Regions from separate parts of the Mus musculus genome. Here region 2 is linked to region 1. The links are chromatin loops, found by intact Hi-C in ENCODE. Cell type or tissue: left cerebral cortex. All regions are shown on one strand.

Evidence for each region. Peaks named below come from ENCODE experiments on the same cell type or tissue, not always from the same donor. Only the 100,000 strongest peaks of a DNase experiment are listed, where the experiment ranks them.
Region 2: a loop joins it to region 1, with 2.3 times the contacts of the local background. A loop is called at or near these places in 1 of 42 quality-filtered maps.

Annotation. Positions count from the first base shown.
Region 1 is chr14:17,903,358-17,905,857 of GRCm38, reverse strand. All of the region lies in intron 2 of Thrb (thyroid hormone receptor beta), which reads right to left. Among named protein-coding and RNA genes, the nearest start is that of Thrb, 240 kb to the right of the region's middle. In left cerebral cortex, a CTCF peak has its summit at 1,094; a DNase peak (open chromatin) is centred at 1,091.
Region 2 is chr14:17,816,912-17,819,411 of GRCm38, reverse strand. The region is part of intron 1 of Thrb (thyroid hormone receptor beta); the gene reads right to left. Among named protein-coding and RNA genes, the nearest start is that of Thrb, 160 kb to the right of the region's middle. In left cerebral cortex, no CTCF peak of the experiment used is centred here; a DNase peak (open chromatin) is centred at 1,093; H3K27ac peaks cover 1,170 bases.

The sequences.
Region 1 (2,500 bases):
TTTGTGAGCTGTCACTCATGTGGGCCTTTCTGTGATGCAGGCACTAAAACATCCTCCCCCACACTGATAACTCTCCCTATTCTGGAGGTGACTCTTATTCCTGCTCTACCCCCACGGGTAACTTCCCTCTTATCACTCATGTTCTAACTGAGTAGATAGATAACTAACTCCTCCCACTCTCCTGGAGTAACCCTCATTACTGTAGGATTCTTCTCATGCATGCTCATGGAGGTAACCCTTATCCATGGTTCTGTAAGTGACTCCAGTAAAATCACTGGCTCACCACGCTGGAGTTGGATGCAATAATTACTTTAGTCTTCTGCTATTTGCCGCATGGCCTGTGTATAATAGACTCCCCAAGAAAGGTAACACAGCAGTGAACTCTTTTTGTAGGGCTACTGATCAATTATTGTGTGCTAGGAACTAGATGTGTAGGGTAAAAGAAAAGTAATACATTATCTATACTTACAGAAAAGACCAGACACCAATCAAACTAATTTGCTTGTCAATGTAGAATTACAGTTATGTTAAGTGCTGTAGAGCAAATACCAAGATGTGGGATTTGACGAGAAGTGGTGAGTGGGGTGTGAGTCCCCAAGGGCCAAGATCAGGATGAGATTGAAGGGCAGGTATGAGCAGCCTGGGCAGAAAGTCTAAGAAGGTAAGTCCCAAGCCTAGACTCTATGACACAGGGAGCCTGGACCACAAAGTGCTGGTCTGATAATCAGAGGCTGTGGCCTCCGAGGAGCTGGGCTGCTGCAGCACATCAGAGCAAGGCCAGGTAGGGACTCTCAGACACAGGCTGTGAGTACCTGGCTACCTGGCTGCCTGGCTGCCTGACTGCCTTGCAGCTGGGGGTATTAAGGCCTCTCAGGGGAGGCAGAAAGCATTCCATGATAGGTGTGAGTCTCCATGGAACAATAACAGCATGATCCACTTGCTGCACAAGGCAGGATTTTATATTTATGGGTAAGTTGAAGGTATGTGCAAAAGAAGTAAGAATGATTACATCTAACCTTCAGAAGTCACTCTGGAGGCTGGCTCAGTGGTTGAGCGTGCATTCTGATCTTGCAGAGGACTGAAGTTGGTTCCCAGTGCCACCAGGTGGCTCCCAACTGCCTCCAGGACCAGCTCCAGGGTATCTGATACCACTTTCTAACCTCCAAGGACATCTAAATTGAATGTGGACATCCAATCTCTCTTCCCAGAGCTCAGGGAGTACACCTAGATGGAAGGGAAGGTGGGGAGGACCTGGAAGGAGCAGAGGAAAGGGAAACTGTAATCAGAGTATACTGTATGAGAAAACCTATGCTTAGTAAAAGGGAAGAAAAGAAAAAGTGAGCTGCTAAGGAAGGACATATGTGCATGGACGTGTCTAGGGGAACAGAGTACTGGGGCCTAAGGATTTAAAGCACAGACGCTAGGGGAGGTGCTTGTGACAGGAAGGAGTGACTTGGGTATTGACTCTGGTAAGAAGTCAGAAGATGGTCACAGGGCCTCCATGACTTTAACAAGTGTTACTTGGTTGTTGGATGGATCATGTCAGAGTCAGTGGGGGATGAGGAGACAGACATGTTGGGGTGGGGTGGGGAGTGGAAGCTGGGGGTCTGATGCAGGAGATGTGTTTTGAAATTTACAGTGGACTTCTACTCTGCTATGAAGAATAAAATCATGTTGTTTGCAGGATAGCAGGAACAAGAGACCATCATGTTGTAGGAACATACCAACCACACAAAGACAAGTGTTTTCCTTCAGATATGGAAGAAAAATGAGTAAGAGTACCAGCATTGTGGAAGGGTCACAGAGAAAACAGGAGAAGGGAAGGCACAGAATAGGGCACGAGGGAGGGTAAACCCTGTCAAAGCACAGCACATGCATGTGTGCAAATGTCATCGTGAAGCAAATGAAAGTTCAGTAAGAGATGAACTTTAAAAGCATCCAAACAAAGTAAACCCTAATGGAAGACTCACTTGGAGGGTTTTAAGAGACAGTGAAAAGGATGATATGTATACATGCGTGTCTATTCACACATACATACTTTTAAAGAGAAAATTATATGTTTATAATATATATTCATCATTCATATACTCACACATATTCTTTCATTATATATATATAATTTTCCTTTAAAGAGGAGGGAGGAAGAGATCCTGGGAAGAGGTCCTTGGAAGAGACCCCATATGGAGGAGACGGTTTGGAGTATAGGAAAAGGGCTGACTCTCCCACTGCAGATGAAGGAGAGGGTTCAGTCATGAGTAGGTTCTGTGAGGTATTTGAGTTTTAAAGGGGTATATGAGGCTATTTGGTAGCCGTAGGGAGGACTGTCAGGTGTACAGAGGACCCTGGTATCTGTAGCTGCATTACAGAAACCAGAAGAATGCATTTAACAGAGACACCTAGTAATCCTGTAGGTCAAGGCTGATGATCCATTAAGCATATTAACTTGGGTCTAGCAACATTCCCCCATGCCAGCAGATCTGTCCAAAGCCTTGGGCAGTGA
Region 2 (2,500 bases), 86 kb after region 1:
CAAGTTTGAGAAAGTTCTTGCTCTATTTAAGTGTCTCTCTGCTGTCCCATGATTATGTTGGGGGCATATCTGATTTGGCCTCTTCTAGAATAGCACAGTGAGAATGGCTCCATCAACTGTCTCCATAAAGCCACAATGGCAGAGTCACGCAGCTGCTGTTGTCCACAGCACCTCAAGAGCCCTGGATGGACTAAAAGACCTAGCCTGCTAATCTTTGAACCCAGGCACTCATAAATGCTAATTGTTTCAAGCTTCTGGATTTGGGGATAATTTGTTACTGACCAAGGAAGCCCACATGATATCACTGAGCACTGTTAATTAACAGGCTGATCTGTTGTACTAAGGAATGACCACCCAGAAGACAGTTTAAAACCTGATGATTAATTGAACAAATATTTGCCAAATGTCAGCTGGACCAGGAAAGATTTACCTGGGAATATAGAGATCGGCCAAGTTAATAGAAATATCATGCAGACACATGAAAATACAGGTGAAGGAAAACGCTTAAATCAAAAGATAGGAATTGCAGTATCTAGGAACTTAGCAATGGGAGCAAGCTTTTTAACTATTCAGGCAAGAATAAAGGAACGGAGGGCTGGCTATAGAACTTGGCAGATACAGGTACTTGTTGCCAAATCTGATAACCTAGGTTTTATCCCTGAAACCAACATGGTGAGAAAAAGAAATAACTATGAAATTATCCTCAGAGCAGTATACTGTGGCATGAATGCATACACAAACAAGTAAAGTAATGATGAGGGTGATGATTATGGTGGTGATGATGATGATGACTCTGATTGTAGGGTAGATACTGGGGTCAGGTTTGTGGTCCAGGCTTACTCAGTGGAAATAGAAGCTCTATGGGTCTGCCCCATTGTATCTGGAGCACAGAGGAGATGAAATTGTAATCACTGGAGGTAAAATCACTGGAAGACAGAGTGATGGAATCATCTTTGTTTCCTCTTCCTTCTGTTTCTTTCTCCTCCTCCCTGCAATGGTTGAGTCTAGAAGCTACACAAGCTCAGAAGGCTGCCTGTTGGAAAGAAGGGGAGGGCAAGGAAACAAGCTGGGGGTGGATAAGTGTGCAACTGTTGAGGATCTGCCAGGCTCACACAACGCCTCTTCAGTGCTGACTGTTGAAGCTATGAATACGGTGAAAAACCAGCTCAGGCTCAGCTAGAAAGTAGGGCAGGGCCCAGTCCAGGAGACCAGGGAGAGGACTGTGGACAGTGGCCCTTGTAGGGCAGAACACTGAGAATTCTTGAGGGACTGTTAGTGAGGCACTCTGATTTGGTAGGGCAAAGCTTAGAGGTACAGTAGGTAATGCTACAAAGGCAGAATAGGTGTCACTAGTTTGGGATTCTATCAGGAAGACTGGGTCTGTGTTCTGAGGTTAGAAGACACATAATGGCTTGGAGCAGGGAGTTCAGTTATCCAAAGTATGCATTTGGATTATTGCCCCCATCCAACATGAGGAAGACATGGATGTTAGATAAACTAACAAGTAGTAAGCATGGACTCAGGGGAGTTTCCAGTGCTCCTTAAATAATTTGTAGCGTCTTGTGCAGGCCTTCACTTTTCAGAGAGATGGTGCATGGATCTCACATAGATCATATGGACCTAATAACTCCTGACCCCATTAAAAAGTTTAAGCATAAGAATCAAGAGACGAATGGAGAAAACTTCCATTTTAATTCTTATAATAAGGATTGAAACCATGGGAGTAGTCATGGGAATGGATAGAAAAAAAATACAATGTTACAACACTTATAAGGAACGATCTAAACAAATGATTTAGAAAAACTCAACAGAAATCAAACAATCTCAAGAGAGGCTAGAAGCCTCAGCTCTGGGCTATAGCTATGTGCTGTCCTCTTTCCTCCCTCCACATGTTGAGGAGAGCAATCCATCTTTCTAAAGCATATTCATTATGCCTCCAAACGATGACACCATGGCATACACTAGCAAGCCTTTGTTGCAAGGACGGTGATATAGCTGTCCCTTGTGAGACTAGGCCGGGGCCTAGCAAACACAGAAGTGGATGCTCACAGTCAACTATTGGATGGATCACAGGGCCCCCAACGGAGGAGCTAGAGAAAGTATCCAAGGAGCTAAAGAGATCTGCAACCCTATCGGTGGAACAACATTGTGAACTAACCAGTACCCCAGAGCTCTTGACTCTAGCTGCATATGTATCAAAAGATGGCCTAGTCGGCCATCACTGGAAAGAGAGGCCCATTGGTCAGGCAAACTTTATATGCCCCAGTACAGGGGAACGCCAGGGCCAAAAAATGGGAATGGGTGGGTAGTGGGGGGGGGGGGGACTTTTGGGATAGCATTGGAAATGTAATTGAGGAAAATACGTAATAAAAAAAAGTTTCTAGGTGAACATGAGGTAAAAATGTGTTCCTCCTATGTTCAACACAGACATCACTAATCCAACAGGAGCTCTTCTTGCCCCTCCCATGTCTGACAGAGACATCAGTAATACAACACAAGC